Linked DNA regions of Homo sapiens: region 1 is linked to region 2. The links are chromatin contacts, found by Hi-C or POLR2A ChIA-PET in ENCODE. All regions are on one chromosome and are shown on one strand. Each heading gives the region's core, a stretch centred on a gene start or an enhancer-like site at or near the end of the contact. The rest is flanking DNA. Distances are from core to core; before and after follow the strand shown.

Evidence for each region. A loop is a pair of places that touch in the nucleus more often than their neighbours do. ChIA-PET counts read pairs that join two places held with the same protein, here RNA polymerase II (POLR2A). Pooled maps may share reads with other maps.
Region 1: a map of naive thymus-derived CD4-positive, alpha-beta T cell shows a loop between it and region 2 (13-fold over the local background). The contact joins the enhancer-like site here to the promoter of NEU3 in region 2. A Hi-C loop is called at or near these places in 1 of 168 maps with a recorded cell type or tissue (naive thymus-derived CD4-positive, alpha-beta T cell) and 9 of 50 pooled maps. POLR2A ChIA-PET finds 5 or more read pairs at or near these places in 6 of 52 experiments (HCT116, OCI-LY7, Panc1 and 3 more).

What each region holds. Positions count from the first base shown.
Region 1 is chr11:75,141,188-75,146,011 of GRCh38, forward strand. No RefSeq gene overlaps it. Among named protein-coding and RNA genes, the nearest start is that of SLCO2B1, 7.5 kb to the right of the region's middle. RefSeq lists an enhancer at 1,405-2,604. Within about 2 kb of position 2,089, at least 15 of the 41 ENCODE cell types and tissues checked have a DNase peak (open chromatin) inside an H3K27ac peak, as active enhancers do; they include HCT116 and OCI-LY7, where a contact is called at or near this core.
Region 2 is chr11:74,986,648-74,991,260 of GRCh38, forward strand. It overlaps NEU3 (neuraminidase 3), which reads left to right and starts at 2,286. Exons shown (of 3, transcript NM_006656.6): 1 at 2,286-2,507. The coding sequence starts at 2,414. RefSeq lists enhancers at 2,036-2,085, 2,366-2,555.

The DNA of each region.
Region 1 (4,824 bases), core at 839-3,338, 150 kb after region 2:
GCAGGCAGAGGAACTGGCTGATGGGAAGCTCCTCGAGTGAATGGCCAGCCTGCTCGATGCTGGTCAGCCAAGGACACGTGGAGAACTAGGGTATGACTGTGAGCACGTGTGTATTCTTTCAGGAGGAAGCAGGGAACACTTGGGTGGTGCTGGGAGGGATTGGAGGTCGTCCTTATCAGGTGAAGGATGGATCTGTGCTTATCCAGTGGTAAAAGGCAGGAAGGGCATTTGAGCTGAGGGAACTGTGCATATGCAGGCGCCAGGGATGAAAGTGCAAAAGGTAGGTTATAGGTGTGTGGTGATGAGCAGCAAATGTTAGGCTAAGAAATAGGCTTTGCTCTGAGGAGAATGGCTGGGCACAATAAGATTAGGGTTGGGAGCTGGGCAAGGTGTCTCACACCTGTAATCCCAGCACTTTGGGAGGCCATGGTGGGAGGATCACTTTAGCCCAGGAGTCTGAGACCAGCCTGGGCAACATAGCAAGACTCTGTCTCTACAAAAATAAAAATAAAAAAAATTAGCTGTGCATGGTGGTGCATGCCTGTGGTCCCGGCTACTTGGAAAGCTTGAGGTGGGAGGATTGCTTGTTTGAGGCTACAGTGAGCTAGGATGGCACCACTGCACTCCAGCCTGAATGACAGAGTAAGATCCTGTCTAAAAAAAAGATTAGTGTTTGGAAAGATGGCTCCAGTAGAATGTGGAGGATGGATTAGAACTAGGGAGACGGGAGTCACAGATGATTAAGGAGGCTGTGCAAGGGTTCTACAGGAACAAGGAGTGGTCTTTGAATTTAGGGAGAAGAGGGAATAAGACAGACAGAAATATGAAGGCAGAGTTGCCACACAGGCTGCAGGGATGGGGGCTGACTCTGAGGAGATGGGAGGGGCTCAGAACAGGGACCAGGGAGGGGCAGGTTTCCAGGCAAATGGTGAGCTCTCTGCTGAGCCGGAGCTGGGGTTCAAGCCCCTCCTGTTGTAGGAGGGAAACCTGAGATTTGACAAGGAAAGTAAAATGCCCAGGGTCAGTCAAAGGCAGCAGCTTAGTACTTGGATCATTCTGTATTCAACCTCATGGCTTAGGGACCAGTGGATAATGACTGAGTCCTCAAATTTGCCCTCTGAGACGGTTAAGTGCCATGGTTAGGGGCTTGGACTCTGGGGCCAGATTGTCTAGGTTAAGATCCTGATCTGCCTCTTACCAACTGTGTGACCTTGGCAGGTCTCTCTGTACCTCAGTTTCCTCATCTGTAAATTGGGGATTATAATAGGTTGTTTGGAGCATTAACTGAGCTGATACAAGTGCTTAGAACAGTGCTTGGCAAATAATGAGTGTTAGTCATGATCATTGCATCCATTTTGAAGAAGAAACTGAGGCTTAGAAAAATGAAGTATCTGCCCCATGCCACACAACTAATGTTGGCCGAGTTCCAGCCTAAGCTACTCCAAAGACTTGACTGGTTTGCTTAAGCTAACTGCTTGCCACCGCTGGCTCTTTCTGGAGGATGGTTGATGTCTTTAACTGAAAAGACTAGAGTCCCCAGCTGAAGGACTCTTAGGAGGAGATTCTGTGGCCCTCTAAGCGTCCTGTCTGGACCCAGCTCTGATTCTGACACCACCATTCAGCTTGTTTGCTGGAGAGATCCACTTGCTCCCCTGGCCAGAGAGCAGGCCAGAAACCAGGATCCATCAGGGAGGCCTGAGGCCTGGTCTCTCCCCTAGTTCCACCTAGGGGACAAAAAAAAGACATGCATTTAAATGAGGACAGTGCCACTTGGAAGGTGAGATGATTTTAGACGCGCATGCCAGGAACAGTTGGAGTGAGTGAATCTTGGAAGTGTGTGCACAGAATGTGGGGGGCGGATGATGTGTTGGGAGCATGATGTGAAAAGGAGAGAATCAAGCAAAACGCAAACTGTTGTGCTCTGAATAAGCAACACTGATGGAAGCAAGTTAGCCTGCTCCAGCCCCTCCTGAGAGAGCTGGCACACAGGCAAGTTAGGGTGTCCTACCCTGGTCCAGACACCAGAGAGAATCCACCTTGCCACGTGGTTCTTATGTGAGCCACTGCGGAGGCCCCGCCCAGCTGAGAAGCAGCTGCTTGTGTTCTGCTTCCTGCCTTCCCCATCCCTAGGCTCATAACCCAGCAGCAGAGGAAGTGACTCATCTTCCCAGATGAGATGGGCGGCATGCTTCCCCAGCAGCTCTCAGAAAATCTGCCCGAGCCACAGAAATGAAGCCGGGCAGCGGTAGGCTGTGGGTTTCTAGAGATCACTCCATGTGGTGCTGCTGCACTGACTTTCCAGAGCAGCTTCCTCAAGAGAAGAAAACAATCGTAACATTGCCTGAGTACCTATTACCCACCTGTAAGCACATGCAAAACACATTCAGTGATTAGTTCCATCCGTCAGATGAGAAAACAGAGGTGGAATGAAGAACACATGAATCTGAGTCTCCGTTTGGAAAGATGAGGGAGGTCTGGAGATGGATGGTGAGGATGGTTGTACAACAGTGTAGATGTACTTCATGCCACTGAATTTTACGTTAACATTTTATGTTATATATACTTTACAGTTTAAAAAAGTACTGCAGGCTGGGCACTCACGCCTGTAATCCCAGCACTTTGGGAGGCCATGATGGGCAGATCACCTGAGGTCATGAGTTCCAGACCAGCCTGGCCAACATGGTGAAACCTTGTCTCTACTAAAAATACAAAAATTAGCCAGGTGTGGTGGTGCACAGCTGTAGTCCCAGCTACTCAGGAGACTGAAGCAGGAGAATTGCTTGAACCCAGGAGGCAGAGGTTGCAGTGAGCCGAGATCATGCCACTGCACTCCAGCCTGGGTGACAGAGCAAGACTCTGTCTCAAAAAAAAAAAAAAAAACCGCAAACTAAGAATTAAATAACACAGCTACTAAGGGGGGAAGCCAGCAGTCACACCCGAGAAGTCCTACCCCAGCGCCTTCCTTGCTCTAAACACTCCTGTAATGTCTCATCTGCGAGTGAGGATAGTGACCTGCAGAAGATGTGATTGGACAGAGAGACAGGGGCCACTCAGTGTCAGGCTGAGAAGGATGGTCTCTCCTGGGGTTACTGAGAGCTGGGTCAGGGTTTTACACAGAAAGGGGCATGGTAGGATTTAAGGGTCAGAAAGTTCCCTCTGGCTTGCAAGAAGATGGGCTGGTGTGAAACTGGAGGTAGGAAAGAGGCCGGGGCATGGCCCAGACAAGAGCAGTGGTGGGCTAGGCCAGGACAGGGCTGCAGATTTGAGAGGCTCGTGAAGTGGAATGGACAGGTGGGGAACGCGGGCAGGCAATGACTGCCCTAGCTGGGTTTCTTCTGGCCCACCCAGTTCAGCCTCTGGACAGTGGTCCTTCAAGGTCCCCTCCCTGACTGAAGCCTCAGAGGAAAAGTCAGGGCACAGGCTTCCTCTCCAGCCCCCAGGGGGCAGTGTTGCAAAGTCTTTAGGGAGCAGGGCCCTTCTTCCAAATTATCCACGGCCTGGCAGGGGCTTGCTCCCATCGCGCATTTGCCACCCCCACTCACCCCATCCCCAACTCCCACCCTCGGCATCCCTCCCAGCCTTTGCTGCACCACCCCTCTCCCGTGTCCTCTCTCCAAGGAGACACATTAATAACTGTAATCCCACACTTGACACTTTAGGAAAACAGTGGCACAGCCATTAGCTCATGTGGGCCATGAGCAGAATGAGACTCCAAAAGACAGGGGCAGAGCAGAATGAGACTCTTCCCCCAACCCCCACCACCCCCATCCCCAACCACCATTAAAATTTTTTTTTTTTTTTTTTTTTTAGAGACAGGGTCTCGCTCTGCTGCCCAGGCTGGAGTACAGTGGTGCGATCATAGCTCACTGCAGCCTCCAACTCCTGGGCTCAAGGGATCCTCCCCACTTCAGCCTCCCCAGTAGCTGGGACCACAGGCATGTGCCACCACACCTGGCTAATTTTTAAATTTTTGGTAGAGACAGGGTCTCACTATGTTTCCCAGGCTTGCATCGAACTCCTGGCCTCAAGTAATCTTCCTGCCTCGGTCTCCCAAAGCACTGGGATTGTAGTCATGAGCCACTGCACCTGCACCCCCCACCCTCCACCATTTTATAATAAGGAAACTGAGGACCAGGCAGGGAATGAGACCTGACCAGCATGTCAGTGGCAGAGCCAGGGCTGGGGGCTGAAGGCCAGCCAGTGCCCAAGCTGGAGCCCTGCAGCACCTGTAGAACAACAGCTGTGAACCGTGGTCCCCCCGCCCACCTGCAGAGTCCCCATTTTTCTCCTGAGCTTCCTCCTACCTCAGGGGGCCTTCCTAGTGATTTATTCTCCTGGGTTGTCAGTGAGATCAGGCTGACCTGGCACGTACGTGTCATGATTTACTTCCTCCTCATCCTCTGCTTCCAGAATTATAAGAGTCATCACCATCACCATCACTGCTGTATTAATAATGGCTCATATCTGCTCAGCTCTCAGAATTTTGGAAGCACTAATCTATCCATCAGCTCATCCAAGCCATATGACAGCTCTGGGAAGGTGTTTTGCAGACAATGGCACTAAGGATCAGAGAGGGCAAGTGACCAGCCCCAGGTCACTGGGCGAGGCTGGGGGCGGTCTCCCAGGAGGAAGAAGCTGTACCACATACTTAGGAGAAGATCGGGCAAGATAACAGGGTTTAGGACAGTCCTGCCAGGAGGCTTCTTGTGTCAACTAAAACTAAAATCTAAGCCCCTCAATTCACTGAATGGACAACCCACCTCTTGGCCAAGGGGACCCCAGAGAAACCTTTAAAAACTGAGTTCTTGGCCATGAAGGGACAAG
Region 2 (4,613 bases), core at 1,036-3,535:
TAATATCATTTATAACTTTTAAAAATGAGTCTTGCCAGAGGGTTTGTCCGGTTTATTAGATATGTCAAGACTAATATTTGCTTTTGTCAGTCCCCTCTATTGTACTTTGCTTCTTGTTTCATTTATTCTGTTCTTATTTTCATCATTTCCTTTTCTACCTTTTTGGGATTTATTCTGTTCTTCCTTTTCTACATTCTTAAGTTAGATCCTTAACTCATTACTGTTTTGTTGTTCTTATCTCCTGGTATAGGGTCTTTATTTGAGTTCTCCCAGAGGCAAGTTCTGAGACCAGGACCTGAGGGCAATAGTATATGTGAGAGATGCAGGGAGTGCCATAATGAGGTGGGAAAGTAGGAAGGGAAGAAAAGGTGAGCAATAAGGGTGTAGCTTTTAGTAGCTATTGATAATTGCTGTCTAGATTCATTAAATTCATTTTGTCATTAAAGGACAAAATGATGAAATTCTATCATTCATTTGGCATTGGTCAGTTAATTATTTTATGAAGGAGAACTTTTCCCCATCAACTATTTAGTTACCCAGAAATAGGGTTTGTACAGGAAAGGCAGAATAAAAAGCTGCTTTCCTTAGCAAACTCTGAGGTGACCAAAGTGACATTTTTCTCCATATGTCGATATGAACTTTCTTTGCAGTCCTTGTTCTTTTTGATGTTCTAATTTTTCCATATTTGGCCAGTGGAATCACCTTCAAATTGATTCTTACCTTCTTTTGACATGACCTGAAATAGTCTTTTATGGCTTTCTTGCTTTCTGTTAAGATGTTCTAGGCTAATCTTATAAATTTTCTTCCCTGCACCTAAAATCAGCCATTTTTTTCATGGAACCCTGGTTCCTTTGGGGACAAAATAGTATTTTAAGACCCATTATTGCCAGGCGCGGTGGCTCACGCCTGTAATCCCAGCACTTTGGTAGGCCGAGGCGGGCGGATCACGAGGTCAGGAGATCGAGATCATCCTGGCTAACATGGTGAAACCCCGTCTCTATAAAAAATACAAAAAATTAGCCGGGCGTGGTGGTGGGCGCCTGTAGTCCCAGCTACTCGGGAGGCTGAGGCAGGAGAATGGCGTGAACCCGGGAGGCGGAGCTTGCAGTGAGCCAAGATGACGCCACTGCACTCCAGCCTGGGCGGCAGAGACACACTCCATCTCAAAAAATAAAAATAAAAATAAAAAAGACCCATTATTTGGGCTTATTACGATGAGTTGGTCTCTGGTTCTAGGCCTTTTTTTTTTTCTTTTTTTTTTTTTTTTTTTTAGAAAAATACAGCAGGTTGTATTGAGGTTGGCACCTATGTTCTTTCAAAGAACCCTCATCATTTTGTGAGTTCTTTCCTTGTGGCACCACGATGTTCCAGGCTCATCTTGTATGTTCCCTGCCTCAGCACAGGATTTTTTTTAATGAGAAAAATATCACGAATTCAAATTTACAGAAGCTTTACATTTTTATGTCCTCTAAGTTAGCAGTCTGTCTTTCCTTTTATTGGCGTTTGTAAAATTTCTTCTTTTTAAAATTGTTATATTTTAGAGACAGGGTCTCGCTCTGTCACCCAGGCTGGAGTGCAGTGGTGCAATCACAGCTCACCACAGCCTCCAACTCCTGGGCTCAAGGCATCCTCCCACGTAGGCCTTCCAAAGCGCTGAGATTGTAGGCATAAGCCACCAGGCCCAGCCTATTACCTTTACGTTGTACTTAGTCCCAGATAAAAAATGACCTTAGATCAGTCCTTTCCTCTTTGGCTGGGGAGAGGGGGGCTTAAATTCCGGTACTGTGAAACAGAAGAATGGACTCAGTGCTATGTGACAAATCTATGTATGTAAATGTGTGTATATACACACACATAAATTATATATATGAATATATTTTCATTTTCATATTTTGCAAGGAGAGTAGCCAATGCTCTGGACCTCTGGTCCTTTTTGTAGGGTACCCTCTGAGGCCGGGAACCTTTGCTCAACTCTCAGGCTGTCCAGGGAAGCTTTAGGCGGTGATACCGAGCTACAGACCAATATAAGAGCTCGGGGCTGTGGCACTGAAGAGAGGAGGCGGCCGTTGGGAACTGAGGTGGGCCCAGGGCTTGAGCTGAGTTGGCGAGGGTGGAGGTGGTGCCGGTCCCACGCCGTGGTGGGGACCGAGCTGCGGGCTGGAGGGAGGGGCAGCGCCGAGGGGGCGGGACGGGGAGGGCTCGCGGAGTAGGCCAACGGTTGGCCCCAACCGCCACTGACTACAGCCTGCGCCCGCCTCTTTTCGTTGCCGTTACCTGTTTCCGGCAGTCGACACGCTCTTCGCTTCTCGGGGCTTGTCTCCGTGTCCTCCGTCTCAGTTGTTTCTCCCTCTCTATCCTCCTCTGTCTCAGTCTCCCCAGCCTTGGGGCCGGTGCCTCTTCCGGGCTTCGGCGAATGAGACCTGCGGACCTGCCCCCGCGCCCCATGGAAGAATCCCCGGCGTCCAGCTCTGCCCCGACAGAGACGGAGGAGCCGGGGTCCAGTGCAGGTGAGCGGGGTTGGGAGACAGGAGAGCTCCCCGAGGAGGACTCAACTGTGGGGACAGGTTGAGCAAGACCATCTGCGTTTGGGAAATCCAGCCTTGGATTATTGAGACAGAGCCACCTAGTCGGCTAGGATCTGACCTGGCCAGAGAATTCTTGGCTAGTCCTATTTTTATTCGTTCTCACAGAAGCCGAACTTAAACCTCAGAATTATCACTCCAGAGATGAAAGGGAACTGAGACTGGAAAAGCCCTGCTTACCAAAGGTCTCTGGGCGGCAGAAAGAGCCCTGAGCTTCAGTTTCAACTTAGGAGACCTGGGTCTTGGTCCAGATTTTACTGTGGAGTGGCGTTCAGTAAGCTTTGTCCCCATCCCGGGCCCGAGTTTTCCCATCTATACCATGAGAGGGTTTAGACTACAGATCTTCAAAGGTCTGGCACGTGGTAGGTGCTCCTTAAATATTACTTGTTAGGAGTGAATAAATGAGATAGGAAGGCCTCCTGGGATTCACTGGAGGCTCATTGGGTTAGTTGGAGGCTGTGGAATTACATTATTATAGTCTGAGAAGTAGGCGGTATTATCTCCATTTTATAAGTGAGGAAACTGAAGCTCAGAAGTAAAGTGACTTGCTAGTAAGTGTCAAAGATAAGTCAGACTTCAGAGTCCATGCTAGGCTATACTCTCTCCCAGTAAGAAAGCGGGAAGGACTTGATGGGAAAGTGATTATATCGAGCAGCAAGTAATCATTTGAATTCTCTGCTTAAATGAACCCCAGAGCAGGCCCATATCTGATTATTTTCTATCCCGTTTCCAGCACCTGATTTGTGTGAAACGTTTTGGGTGGCAATGCCAGAATCACCATCTATATTACTTCTGTCATCAACACGATCAGCATAATTACAAAAATTAATGGCTCTAATTGTTATAGTGATAATAAAGCATAAATGAAATTGTGAGGACATCAAAATTTATAATTAAAGACACCTATTAAAACAGCAGTTTAAAATTTATAAAACACTTTTGAGTGGTTCTTCATATTGATCTGCTTAGGTAGGTATTATTATCCATAGTTTACAAGCAAGGAATCCAAGACCTAGAGGTTGAGTAACCATCAAAACGTCATGCAGCAAGAAATGGAGCTGAGACTTGAATCCAGCCCATGTGACAAGTTGTGCTTCTCCTTTGGTGATTATTTCCCTATTTCCTCTCCATTTCCTTTTTTTTTTGAGATGGAGTCTTGCTGTGTCACCCAAGCTGGAGTGCAGTGGTGCAGTCTCGGCTCACTGCAACCTCCGTCTCCTGGTTTCAAGTGATTCTCCTGCCTCAGCCTCCCGAATAGCTGGGATTACAGGTGGATGCCACCATGCCTGGCCAATTTTTTTTGTATTTTTAGTAGAGATGGGGTGTCACCATGTTGGCCAGGGTGGTCTCGAACTCCTGACCTCAAGTGATCTGCCCACCTCAGCCTCCCAGAGTGGTGGGAATATAGGCATGAGCCACCGCACCCAGCCTCTTCCTTTCCTGTTCTGAGCCCTAACCCGCTCCATGCCTATCCTGTGCTCCATTCTTCTTATCACCTGGAGAATTCCTGTTTAGATTTAACTAATAGTCACATGTTGACTGATGATAGTAGTGTTGGTTTAACTTGTAATTAAGGTGTTAAGAGTTTAAAGTATGTTCTCTTTCAGCAATAAAGGGGGATTTAAATGTTTTTAAGAAAGGGAGTTGTAATTGTTATTATTGTCATTGTTATCCACAGGATTCAAGGAATAAAACTAGAATATACAGTAATTGGTAGTTTAAAAATAATAACTGTCATATATTGCACTCATACTATGTCATAGGCCTTGTAATAGCCACTGTAGTTAAGCATTTTATTTCTATCACCTACTCTGCTGAATTGTATAGGGGAGGATCCTGAAGCATAGAGAAGTTGAATAACATGCCCAAGGTCACATAGTCCTGGCCTGGTCCAAATCCTATGTTCTTAACCATTACACCAGCCTGGCTCAGAGACAGATTGTTTGCTTAGAACAAAGCCTGACCCTCCCGGGGAGGAGAGCCTGAATTGAGGGGAGAGAAGTATGCTCTAGTATTGAGTGAGAAGATGGT